2 separate regions of the Homo sapiens genome follow, and region 1 is linked to region 2. A link is a contact called in ENCODE Hi-C data. All regions are on one chromosome and are shown on one strand. The core of a region is the stretch at or near the end of the contact, and the rest is flanking DNA. Distances in the headings are between cores, read along the strand shown.

Region 1 (6,670 bases), core at 2,819-5,318, 3.8 Mb before region 2:
CTGGAAGAAGAATTAATTGTCTTGAGCCATATATAAAATATACTAACACTAATGATAGCTGATGAGCTAAAAAAAAAAATTGCAAAAACGTCTCATAATGTTTTAAGAAAATTTATAGATTTGTGTTGGGCTGCATTCAAAGCCATCCTGGGCCATGGGGTGTATAAGTTTGGATTAAGGTTTCATGTCAGGCTGTCTGAGTTCCAAAGTAGTTCCTCCATCCATTCTGTGCAGTACCTTGGGTGACTTGTTTAAATTGAGTTTTCTTATCTATAAAGTAGAGGGGATGATATCACTTTCTTAGAGGGAATATTTTAAAGTTCATATTATCTTGGAACAGTGCCTCCTTATTTGTAGAAAATCTCAGTAAATGTTAGTTGGCTAAATTTTAATGGGTAATAGACAAAGCTCTTCTTTCATGATGCTAAAAATGTCTAAAAATTAAGAGTTTTTTTTTTTTAAGAAGGAAAAGTTAGTTGAAATAAAATAAGCATTTAGTCGTCGTGATATTGTAGTCTCTTCAGATCTCAGGCAGTCTTGGACAGATGAAGGCCTAAGACTTATGCTCTTTTTGCATGTCAGCTCATTCCTAGTTGCTCTCTTGTAGCTAACACTTCATATTTACCCACACTGTGGCATTTCCCAAGGTTTGGAGCAAGTAGAAAACTTGGCTGCTATTTCTTCCTGAAGTTTCTCTCAGAAATAGGCTAGATCTGTGTGAAGAGCCATATACTATCTTCCTCCGTTCTTCCCACCCTTCTTTTCTTCTTCTCTTCCTCCCTCCCTTCCTTCTCTCCTTCTTTTCTTTCTCCCATCTCTCTTTTTTTCCATAAGCATTTATTAAGCACCTGTCAAGTATAAGCCATGGTTACATACTTGCCATGGTTACATACCACAGCAGAAACCATGGGTAGCCCAGAGACCAATCTTCACATTCTTCAGAGCACTCTCCTGGGGAGACATCCCCAGACATAGGCTGAGCTCCAGTGCAGAGCGGCCAAGGCAGCAGCCAATTCACTGAGCAGATCCCACGCTGAGTTTCTTAAAGGCTTTCAGGGTTCTTGTAGTGTTTTTCAGTTTTTATTTAAATTCAGAAAGATTCTACACACATGATTTTTTAAATTCAAGAACTTCTATTTCTAGGATATTTTCAACATATCTCTTCTTTGAAAGCTGACAGTATTCAAATGATGTCAGCAAAAGAAAAAAAGCAATCAAGGCTTTTCCTGTTCTGTTCAACTATACATTTCTGAAATGGTAGTAAATTAGAATATCTTAAATCTGTATATGACTCTTTAGCTTGGGGTAGAATATAATTGAGGATTTGACTTCTACTGATTTTTTTGTGGGATTTTATTTTATTCTTATTCTTAAGAATGGTCCAGGTTGGGTGCGGTGGCTCATGCCTGTAATCCCAGCACTTTGGGAGGCCGAAGTGGGTGGATCACCTGAGGTCAGGAGTTCGAGACCAGCCTGGCCAACATGGTGAAACGCTGTCTCTACTAAAAATACAAAAATTAGCTGGGTGTGGTGGTGCATGCCTGTAGTCCCAGCTACTCAGGGGCTGAGGCAAGAGAATCGCTTGAACCTGGGGGGTAGGGGTTGCAGTGAGCTGAGATCATGTCACTACACTCCATCCTGGGTGATAGAGTGAGACTCCATGTTAAAAGAAAAAAACAAAAGAATGGTCCAATTCTCAAGTATCTTGGAGTGTGCCCCAATCTATTGTTTCCTTCTAAGATCTCTCTTCCTGGGGAAGTTAGAGGATCATCAGACATTTCTGTCCTTTCTAGTCCATAGGCACAGTGGGGCTGTTGGATTATGACCTGCCCTTTCCTGATCCCTTGAGTCCATGGGTCTTACACACTTGGCAACCTGCCCAGGAATGCCCTATACGTCTGAGTCTGGGTTGACCTTGGACAGTCTTCTAGATCTCCTAAATTGTTATTTGCAGTTTGAATCAGACCAGTTCAAAGGCCACTTGAGGATGGTGGGCTAGCTATAGAATAGCTGAAAGTCCTCAGCCACACTCTGGGAGGCCCTCCTCCCTGGGGTTTCCTTTGACGGAAGGGATGAAAATAGGCTAGGAAAATTACTCCTAGGAAATGAGCTTTGTAAGTACCTGAGATTTTTTTTCCGCCTCATTTAATCTTCCTAATAATCCTTAGAAGGAGTGATGTTCTATTGATAAGCAATCGGGTTTAGAAGGGCATAAGTAACTTGCCTCTGATGGGAGTATGTAGTGCCTGCTTGTGTTGGTGATGCTCCTTGCACCTCACCCCACCCAGGGACCCACTCCCTGCCCTCCCTATCCAATCTCTGTCCTGGACTAGGTTCCAGGCTCCCTTGCCTTCTGGCTACCAGATGGGTTTGGCCAATGGGAGACACAGGAGAGTGGAGGGAGGATGGATGGAGAGAAAGAGAGGTCTTTGCTCTCTCCTTGATGTGAGGCCGTTCTGGCAGCAGCAGCTTCCTCATCAGTTACAGCTCCTGTTTTGTGGCCCCTCTCCAGGACTCTAGCTCCCTTCCTCACTCCTGTAAATTTAGGGGTGGTGTTATCTTCCCACTATCGCTAATACCTGCATTGATTCCCTAAACTCTGTCCACACCCCTGTAAATTGTTCCTTCACTTGAAGGCTTCAGTTAAAGTCTTTGCACATACCGTCTGTTTCATCCTGGGAAGAACCTTAACTGATACAGTCATACCAAATTATACTGCCTGCCTCCCTTGGAAAATCTCAGGACCTTTCCCATTAGAAGCAGCCACCTTCTGGAAAGTGTCTGCATCCACCTTCTGCACTCAGAAATACTAAAAAAAATCCAGGACATGAGTCATGATTTGGTAGACTGTGAGCTCCTTCAGGGCAGGAACACTGCCCTGAGCATTCTTGGACCCTCTACTTAGCCCAGCCTCAGGCATATAGGAGGTGGTTAATAAATGTTTCCTATGGAGGTTAGCACCCTTGGGCCCTGAGAGTCTCCTGCCCTAGCTTCCTCCCTCCGCTTCTGCACCGCACCACCGGCTGAGCTGCTGGCACCTGTAGGAGCTGGATCATCATGCTGACCGGCCGGTTTTTTCTTATTGTGCTCCACAGAAGGAAGTTCATCCACGTAATTTTTTGCAGTACCCAGAAAGGGTGGGTACAGTGTGTTCCGTGGTGAAAAGCTTGTGAAGGAGGAATGCAGGTTTTAGAGTCTCACTCCACGTTGCTGCTATTCCTATTTGAGAATTGCCCCCCCACCACCGCCACTCCCCTACTCCCACAAAAGCCTTGAAATATTTTATTCATGTGGGATTACAGTCTATGCAACAATGAGACATGAGGAGGTGGCCATGAATAGCCCCCGAGTGTGTTATACACTGAGACCTTTTCCAAAGGGCTGCAGAGGAATTATTTAGTCTAAGCAGCCACGAGTCATGTGATTTCTTCAGAAACATTTACGTCTGGGTAGGCCTGCTTTTTAAATATTCTTGGTGGGAAGCACTTTGAACCATAAAGGCACACTAAAAGACAATTGCTATGGAGACTGCGCCTCCACTGTGCATTTATCTGAGTTCTCCGCCTGGGGCTCTTGAGCGTCCACAGGGTGTCCTGGGCACGCTGCTCTGGGGTGGGGGATCTGGGCGCCACAGTGTTGGGAGGCCACCCGCTTGGGACCCTAGCTCAGGACTGTAAGCAGGAGGCATCCGCCCACGGTAGACGCTCTGCGGGCGTGTGGGAGTGGGACGGCGGGGGGGACATTGAGGGTGTGCGGCGCCCCCTCCCCTGCCTGTGCGGGGACCACGTGAAGGAGAGGCGCGTGGGGGCCCCTGGCGCGCAGCCGCGGTGGGTGACGGCCGGCGTCCCGGGGGCCCCGTGTACGGGGCGTGTGTCGGTGTGAGTCTGGGAGGGTGCAGGGGCCCCGCGCCTCCCCGGTCTCCTCGTGCGTGTGCGTGTGCGTGTGCATGTGTGTCCTCGGCCCAGCGCCCCGCCGAGTGGTGCCCGCGGCCGGGCGAGCGCGCGCGCGCCCGTGCGGGGTGTGTATGTGAGTATGTGACAGTGTGTGTCAGGTGACTCGGGTCACGCAGTCTCTCTCTCTCTCCCTCCTCCGGGAGGAACTGCCGCGCTCCGGCTGACTCCTCCGCCGGCGGGCGGGGCGGGGGAGGGGGCTTCGGGCGCGCTGGGAACCGCGGGACCCGGACCTGGGCGCCGCCCGCCGGGGGACGCGCGGCCCCCGCTTCCGCCGGGCCCCGCTGAGCTCTAGACAAACCTCCGCTTCAGAAATAGGCTGCGGGCGGCCGGCTAGGAGGCTTGGCCCCCACCCCGGGACCCCCGCCGTCCCCGGGCCGGCCGGCCGGTGGGCACGATGAGCCAGGTGCTGGGGAAGCCGCAGCCGCAGGACGAGGACGACGCGGAGGAGGAGGAGGAGGAGGATGAGCTGGTGGGGCTAGCGGACTACGGAGACGGGCCCGACTCCTCCGACGCCGATCCGGACAGCGGCACAGAGGAGGGAGGTGAGCGCCCGGCCCCCGCGTCCTCGGCTCGCGCCCCTTTCCTCCCCTTGGCGCCTTCCCGCCCCCAGCCCGGCCGTGCGCGAGCCACCGACTTGGAGGGGGTCCAGGGGAGCGGGTCCAGTTGAGGGTTTGGGGTGGGGAGGGACGCCAAAAGCCCGACCTCGAGCTGCCAAATGAGGGAGCGCGGTGCTGGTGGCGGAGGGGCAACCAGGATCGGTGGAAAAGGGGAAGGAGGGAGTAAGCGTCTGGGCTGGAGGAGCGCGCGCTTCTGCCCCTTTCAGAGCCGGTGCCTCCCGCGCCCCTCACCCCAAGCTCTCCGCAGCGTCTGGCGGTTGGGGAGGGGAGGGGACCGCGGGCGCGCCCTGGGACCTCTCTCCCAGAACGGTGCTGTTGAAGCCAGGGTCAGATGTCGTGGCTAAAAAAAGGCAGCCGGCGGCGGCGTGACTGGCAGGGTCGTCGGCAGCTGCGGGTGTCAGTCTCGCCCCGCGTCGCCGCGGGAGGGGCCCACCCAGGTAGTGGCTGGGGAGACCCGCGGGGCGGCGGGGGGATGCTCGCCAAGCTGTTGTGGGAGTCTCCGAGAGGCCGCAGATTTCCCGGGATCCACGCAAACACCGTTGTCAGGACACCTTATCTGCTCTCGGTATCACCACCTGGACATGGCAGTGCCTGCCCGGGAGTGAGCGCGCGGCGGGGAATTCTTTGCTTCAATAGTGAAGCAAACTCTTTTTCCTGTTCTAGAAGCGGGTTTTAGCAATCGTTCAGCTTGTGGGGGCTTCCTGCATTTTCTTAAGGTGTAAGGAAGTTGAGAGCCTTTTAGTATTCCAGAGAGGTTAAACTTTTTTTAGTTTCCCTCAGAAGCGAGCAAAAGTTCCTTTACTGTAAGGTCACTTGGAAAGGTCAATAGAAAGCGGCTGTTAAACATGATGTTATTCTCAGTGAAACTGTATGCATCCAAGAGAAGGAACTAACTTTAATGTTTCACACTGAAGAAATTGTGTGAGAGATACAAGTACCTTTGTGACTATTGATTTTTAAAGAACTTTTATTGAGAATTCACTGAACTTATTTTAAATTCTCTATGCAAAGCTTTTCTCACTAGGGTAGTTTCATTATTCTACATCTGGCAGGCACGACTTTCAATGAATCAGAAAGGAAATAAAGTTAACTATGCCTTGCGCCTGGTAGATGAGAAAGCAGCCTCTCAAGTCACCCTTTTTCATAGCGTTTTCTCTCTTGGGATGATTTGTGCTAATTCCTCATTTGCTTAAACTGATGTGTGCACCTTTGTGCTTTCTGTCTTCTGCACTCCCGGTAATTGGTCTTACCGTTGAGCACCAGGCCACATTTTTGTAGATAAAGGCTTTCAGCCGTTTTATTGGAGTCTCTAGAGCTACCTTCCGTAATTAAATTGTTCAGTCGCCTCATTATTATTCAAATTCCATTTGTTAGCTCCTCCCAGATTCTTAGAAGACTCCGGAGAGATGCAGAATAGGGATGTATTTGCAAGGTATTTGAAATGGTGGACACAGTAGGGTGTGTGTGGGATTCTCTTTTTTAAAAAAGAAAAAAAGTGGGGGGGCGGAGGGGCCATATCCAGGAGGGAAAGCCCTGTAATTTGATACTGTCCTGAGGCCTGGAGGGTCCAGAAAAAGTACTGGACCCCTCGTTTATTCTGCAGTTCTTTAAGTGGGCACTTTTAAAATTTGATTTGGGGACTTGAAATTGAAGTGAAATTAAAGCCCTGCTTGAGGGATGGGATTCCCGGAACAAAGGGCTTCCCCAGAGCCCAGACTTGGAGGCTCCTTAGCTGTTAACGTAAAGGCAAACTTGCCTGTAACTGATTTTTGGTGACTCGCATAATAAAATCCTTCTGAATGGGCTTTTGGGATCAGCTTGGGATCTTGCTATAAAAGGATTAAATATATTTATATTGTGAGAAGAGCAACATGTTTGCTCGGCAAACGTTGCTTAAGCCTGGTCTCTGTCCACCTGGGCCTGCAGTGGATAGGTGGTCTGCTTCTCAGACTTCCTCCGTTATATTTTGGCCTCTGTTCTTTCCAGATTTCCCTGGCTTTGACTTTTGGGTTTAGGCCTTGATGCAGAATCCCTTGTCAGGACATTTGCTCTCTAGTGTCAGATAGGCTCCTCAGTCAGCAATTCCAGCGAGGACTGCTC
Region 2 (6,646 bases), core at 984-3,483:
GCAAGCTCCGCCTCCCGGGTTAACGCCATTCTCCTGCCTCAGCCTCCAGGGTAGCTGGGACTACAGGCGCCCGCCACCACGCCTGGCTAATTTTTTTGTATTTTTAGTAGAGACGGGGTTTCACCGTGTTAGCCAGGATGGTCTCGATCTCCTGACCTTGTGATCCGCCCGCCTCGGCCTTCCAAAGTGCTGGGATTACAGGCGTGAGCCACCGCGCCCGGCCAATTTTTATTCTTGTTTAATCCATGGTATGACTCTTATTTTCATAGTTTTCTATTAAACATTTTGTTTTTCATGTATATCATTAACCACGACCTCTGCATTGTGAACAAAAATCCCTATGGCTGAAGCAGCTGAATATCACATATGTTTGATAGTAAGGAATCTGGGGTGGTGGAGATCTCAAATCCTTACTAAACAGGTTGGCTATGTGGTGCTTTGGCTAAAACATACTTCATATCTGATCCAAGTAGCTATGAAAATAATCTAGCATTTTATGTGCTTGTGCACTTTGAAGAGTGTTTATCTAACTTTTCCTCAAACCACTGATTTGTTATCATAGCACAGAGCTCATCTGGGGAACCAGTAAGCTCTTAAAAATAAGCTTTTTAATCAAAAGGACATTGTTTCTATTTTTCATTACAGCTGCCCTGGATAAAATTAGTATCCATATCGCGTCTGTAATTCAAATGCCTTTGTCTTGTCTTTCTTGTACCTAGTAAACGATTATAAAGGAAACGTCATTTCACAGAAGATTTAGTTGCCAAGGTTTTTTTTAAAAGAAACACAGACATTTTTCTCAAAGTTGTTCTAACCACGCAGCTTTGTGCTGTTTCAAGTTGCTCAAACTGTGCCAGGAGGAAGCCCTTAACTGCTTAAAAGGCCAGGGACTGAAACGGAGTATTGCACAACCCTTCACCACCGGGCGGTTTCGCTTCCAAATCTGGCCTTCGTGTCATCCCAAGGCAGGAGCCGCTCCTCGCTCCACTGGAGCCAGCCCCGTTCCCCCTTCAAAAGCAGCCGGGGTTTCCGCGTCCAAGCCTGGGGCGCCCCTCCCTTCGCCGAAGGTTCCCGTGAAAGCGGAGCCGCGCGGCTGCGAGGAGGGCCCACTGTCCAGTTGGGGAGATCGAGTCTCCAAGGGCGACTCTCGCACTCGAGTACCGCCAGTCCGGCGGACCAAAGGTCCGCGGGTCTCCGCGCCGCTCCCCTCCCCCTTGGCCCCATTGTCTGCCTCGCCCCGCCCCGGGGGACACGTGCGCCTGCAGCTTCCCGAGGAGGAGAGCGCGGGGCGGTGGCAGCGGCGTGGACACCGCCTGGAACGGCTACGCGGCCGCGGAGCCGGGGGCGGGGGCCGGGCGCGCACAGACCGGTGGGTGCCCTCCGGGAAGCGGCAGTCGCACTCAGCGCCCACAGCACTCTGCCCCGCCAGCCCCGGACCGGGCAGGGATGGGGCGGGCGGGAGCTCGGTGGGGGTGGCGTGCGCATGGTGTCGCGGGGAGGGGGTGGGGTGGGGCGGGGTGGGGAGATGCCAGTCTCCTGACAAAGGAAAACGAGTGGGACACGCTGAGCCGGCCCGCCCCGCCTGGAGGGGAGAGGGAGGGGGAGTGTCGGGAGGGGAAGGGGCGGGCCTTTCATTCAGTCTCGGCCCCTCGGCCGCCACCGTCGGAGCGGAAGGGCGGGGTCTTGTGCCTCCCCCACCCCCAACCCAAGGGGTGAGGAGCGGGGAAGGCGGCGCGGCGTGGGGGCGGAGCCCGCGGGCGCGCGTCCCGAGGCGTAGGCTACGTTGTCACGTCAGCGCGGGAGAGAGAAAGAGAGGAGCCGACTCGGCAGGGACTGGGGGACCGGGCCGAGAGTGCGAGCGAGCGAGGGAGGGAGTGAGGGAGCGTGCGAGCCAGAAGGGGAAAGGCGGCCACTCGTGCCTGAGCGACCGCAGAGGGGAGTGGGAGCAGTGGGGTAAAGGAGCGGGGGGCGGGAATAAGAAAGGCCGAGAGAAGGCGGACAGAGGCTAGTGGTGGTGGTGGTGGTAGGGGGAGAAGGAGGAGCTGGAGGAGGGCAGGGGCTGAGGGAGTGAGTGAAGCGGACGCGCGAGGGAGGGGAGGGAAGGGAAGGGAAGGGAAGGGGGGGTCACGCGGGGGCGCGCGCGCGCACCGGGAGCGCGCTCGGAGGCGAGTGGAACTGGATCGGGTTTGCTGCCAGCGGCGTGAGCTTCGGCCGCCATTTTACAACAGCTCCACTCGCGCCGGACACAGGGAGCAGCGAGCACGCGTTTCCCGCAACCCGATACCATCGGACAGGATTTCTCCGCCTCAGCCCAACGGGGAGGTAACGACTGCCAGAACCTGGGTGTGGGAGGGGAGCTCCATGACATTGTGGAGTGAGCTGGGGGAGGGTGGCGCGGGTAGAAACCGGCTTTTCTGGAAAATGGATTCCAATGGGGAGAAGAGCACGTTGACTGGGGCTGCCTGGGAGTAGGCCGCGGCCCGCGCCGCCACTTCCTCCTTTCCATGTGCTGCTGCGGTTCGGGCTTTGTCTGCGGCGCTTTGGGAGGAGGCGCCTCCACGGTCCCGTGGCCCGCACGGACCGCGAGCGGCTTCAGAGTTGGTGCTGTCGTGGCGGTCGCCGCGGCGCGGGAGTGGGCGGAGAGGAGTGGGTCTTGTCCTGCAGCCGTGCGGCGAGCTTGGGCGGTGCTCACGGTCCCGCGGGCGTTGAGCCGTCCGCTGAACGCCCTCACGCTGCTGGGTTGCCGGGCAGGCGTCGCAGTCACTGCACGGAAGGGTAAGGGGTGGGGACCTGCACAGCGCGCCACGGGTCACGTCTCGGCCGGGCGGGCGGCCGGGGGTCGTCGGCGCCCGGGGAGCGCCAGGGGCGGAGAGCCATGTGTCACGGCGGAGACGGCGGCGCTGGGGGGCGGGGAGAGCCTGTGGCCTGGCGCCGCCGGTGCCTCGGTGTTCAGGGGAGAGATTGTGCTGCTGCAGCTTTCTGGGGGCTCCGACCGCGGCTTCGGGTTGATGTTGGGAACCAGTGATGGTCGTCTTGGTTTGGGATTCGTTGGGTTGCCGTTGAAGGAAGTTGTAGGACATTGGAAGGCGCAGAGCACGTGTTTCTAATGGGCTCCTGGCGGCCGCAGTGGTGAGACTGCCGCTCTGGGTGCGGAGTCAGGGGCGGGCTTTGGGGTGCGGGGTTAAAGGGTGGAGAAATTGGGTGGTGGGAAGGTGGCTTGTATGAGCGCTTTGTTCTTCGCTGGCTGTTGTTACCGATCTATAAGCGGCAGGCGGGAAAAGCGCGCACTTTGGGGGTTTATCTTTGAGAGAGAGGAGCCCAGTTTTGCTTTCTCCACACACACCTCATTTTCCGAACGGGCACAGCTGCATGTGGCACGCTGGCTCGTACCCGTGCTGATTGGGCTCTATTTGTAATATGGTTTTTCCTAGGGAGTGTTAGCAGGTGAGTCAGGGGTGGTGCTGAGGAAGAATATGGTGAATCGGTCCTTCTGTGCCCTGTGCTCCAAATCTGGCTTGTCAGGCGATAGTGACTGTAAGGCTTTTTTAAAGGGAGGTATAGGCTAGCTGGTGTAGTAAATGGTAGAGAAAGTAAAGATGGGGCTCTCATATTGTCTTGTATTCTTTTTGAAGATCCTAGTTTAATTTTGCTTATTGCGTTTGAACAGATCTCTGGAAACATGGCTACAGAACATGTTAATGGAAATGGTACTGAAGAGCCCATGGATACTACTTCTGCAGTTATCCATTCAGAAAATTTTCAGACATTGCTTGATGCTGGTTTACCACAGAAAGTTGCTGAAAAACTAGATGAAATTTACGTTGCAGGTAAGAACTAACACTTGCAAAATTACATTATGAAATTTTTCTATTGGATTTCTGGCTTTGAGCTAAAATAGCAACTTTTTGTGGTTTCCAATAAGTGTGGGTACTGGAGTTTTGCTTGTTGTGATAGTTGGTTAATTTAAGTTTGAAGTAGAGGTTAAGATGTATAGAGGGAGGGAAGAAGAGAAGGTTAGGAGCTAAAGGCTGGCTTGCATGCTGGCCTGATGGATAAGTATATGATAGTAGCAACAGCTGCTAAATGTTGGGAACAGGCCATGTGACTTTTTTGAGTATTTTTATAGTAGGATTCTTCTTAAATAACTTGGTAACTGTAGACTTGTTTTCTTGTCTTTCTGGTGCGGCTGTTAACTTTTTCTGGTGGTATTTGAAATTGAGTAGAGGTTCAGTTGTCATGCTTGGTACTTTGTTGGTTGATTCTAGGATTCGTAAGTCTGTATACTGTAAAAATACCGTAGTGTTCAGAGTTATCAGACTTTGGAGATAAAAGATGTAAAAGAAGTTAGCTGATTATTGTAAGTGTGGTTGGTAGGGCATATTTAGTTCAGGATTCAGTTCAGAGTGGCTGAAGTGTGTGTTTTTTTTTTTTCAGGTATAGATGAGGGGAGTAGAAGAATTGTAAAGGCACACATGTACCTGTATTGCCAACATAGTCTTCTCTAAAAAATCTTTTCTAAAAATATTAAAAGCTGATAACTTTTATTTTTTTCAGGGCTAGTTGCACATAGTGATTTAGATGAAAGAGCTATTGAAGCTTTAAAAGAATTCAATGAAGACGGTGCATTGGCAGTTCTTCAACAGTTTAAAGACAGTGATCTCTCTCATGTTCAGGTAATGTTAATGTCAATGTGAAAATTAAAAAATTTGAGTAGTTTTGATACTATCTGCTGAATTTTATTAGACTCAGATATGGTTATTGTTAAATATTAATGGAACATTTTTTTGCAGAACAAAAGTGCCTTTTTATGTGGAGTCATGAAGACTTACAGGCAGAGAGAAAAACAAGGGACCAAAGTAGCAGATTCTAGTAAAGGACCAGATGAGGCAAAAATTAAGGTATGTCTTTCTATACTCCCTTTAGTTTTAAAGTCATTTTAACTGTTTCCTAATTTTGGTAAATATTCCTTGGGTATGAAATGGATGTATGTTAGATGTTGAGATAATTCATCAATCTTTCCTAATTCCTTTTTTTAAGTTTTTTTAAACTATTTGTTTCTAAAGCAATTTGCTGTGAAGTTTATCATGTTATCCAGCTACTGATGTTTAAATCTGTTCTATTGGTAGTCCTAGTATAAAGAAACACACCCATGATACCTCTAGAATATTTTTTGAAAAGCTGCAAAGCCAGCTTATTGACAGTTGAAATACTGATGGAGAATGTACATTTGGCAACTGGCTTTTTTTTTTAGGAGTCTCAAACCCCAATGAATTTAGAATGTTAACCCTGCTGCCCTCCACTTCCATCAGTATGGATTATTAGACTATTTCTCAAAGCAGCTTTGACAATAAGATTGTTTAGTGTGGGTATGTAGATGAGAAACTGAGGCTAGGAGGAGGAGGCTTTTTTTTTGGTTTAAAATCATGGTGAATGGCTTCAAATTCAGCTTGGTTTTGATATTTATATTGGTGAGTTTTCTAATTTATAGACAATGTGGTGATTGTATTACTTTTTAACCTGGTGTGCTTTGTAGTGTGCCAGTGCTCTTGAGCCAAGCGTATGGTTTAAGAAAATCAGTTAAGGGTATAGGCCTTGAGCATTGTTGTAGTGGTGTGGAAACAGGGAAAGCCTAGAATATGGAAAAGGTTGGTATATGGAGTTAGCTGTTTAAGACAACCATGAATTGGAGGCTTTCACAGATCTAGCTGTGAGTGAATTGAGTTTGATCTGTAAATCTAGTTTTTCCATAAAAGTGGAGTATAGTTGTCTCCATTGTAATTCAGTTGTAATCAAGTTTGCATTGGTGAGCTAGAACTAAAGTTTTTAAACTTTTAGTTTGTGACTTTTAGCTTTCAGTTTTTTTTGCAAGGGGGTGGCTTAATTTTTTGTTTGTTTGTTTGTTTGTTTTTGGGAGACAGAGTCTTACTCTGTCACCCAGGCTGGAGTGCAGTGGCGTGATCTTGGCTCACTGCAACCTCCACCTCGCGGGTTCGAGCAATTCTCCTGCCTCAGCCTCCCGAGTAGCTGGGACTACCGGTGGGTGCCACCAGGCCCAGCTGATTTTTGTATTTTTAGCAGAGGTGAGGTTTCACCATGTTGACCGGGATGGTCTCAATCTCTTGACCTCGTGACCCACCCACCTTGGCCTCCCAAAGTCCTGAGATTACAGGTGTGAGCCACCATGCCTGGCTGCTTACAGTTTCAATGAGAGCTAAGTTGTGGTAAAAAGGCATAGAGACATTTTTAGAGGAAGTTTGACAGAGGGAATAAGTTTTTCCTTTTTGTTTTTATGGATTGACAAAAAGTGTTATTTGGGTCTTAACTATTAAGGTTAAAAAATCCGTTTATAGCATAGGGATTACATGTGAGAAAATGGAAAGATGAGCTATTACTCATTTAGTTTATGTTATAGATGTGAGCAAGTTTATGAATGTTTTTATTAATTACAGTATTTTTCATAAACAGTTAGTGTCCTTTGAGTAGAAAATGTTAAAAATCTGTCCAGTAATTTTCAGAGACTGAGGTGACCCTAGATTATGCATTTTGATAAATTTTGTCAGATAGCTAGGATTAGTCTGTTTTTATTTCAGAATGTCCTAGCTAATAAAATTGGTTTTGTTTAGAAAACCACTTTTGTGCTTTGTGG

The links. Hi-C counts contacts between places; a loop is a spot of excess contacts on that map. Pooled maps may share reads with other maps.
Region 1: a pooled map shows a loop between it and region 2 (7-fold over the local background). The contact joins the promoter of RRAGD here to the promoter of SYNCRIP in region 2. A Hi-C loop is called at or near these places in 5 of 50 pooled maps.

Annotation. Positions count from the first base shown.
Region 1 is chr6:89,409,671-89,416,340 of GRCh38, reverse strand. It overlaps RRAGD (Ras related GTP binding D), which reads left to right and starts at 4,068. Exons shown (of 7, transcript NM_021244.5): 1 at 4,068-4,495. The coding sequence starts at 4,348. RefSeq lists silencers at 3,652-4,841, 4,872-4,981, 5,012-5,111.
Region 2 is chr6:85,638,473-85,645,118 of GRCh38, reverse strand. It overlaps SYNCRIP (synaptotagmin binding cytoplasmic RNA interacting protein), which reads left to right and starts at 2,233. Exons shown (of 11, transcript NM_006372.5): 1 at 2,233-2,322; 2 at 3,668-3,827; 3 at 4,555-4,673; 4 at 4,791-4,898. The coding sequence starts at 3,680. RefSeq lists silencers at 1,154-2,173, 2,764-2,913, 3,134-3,183.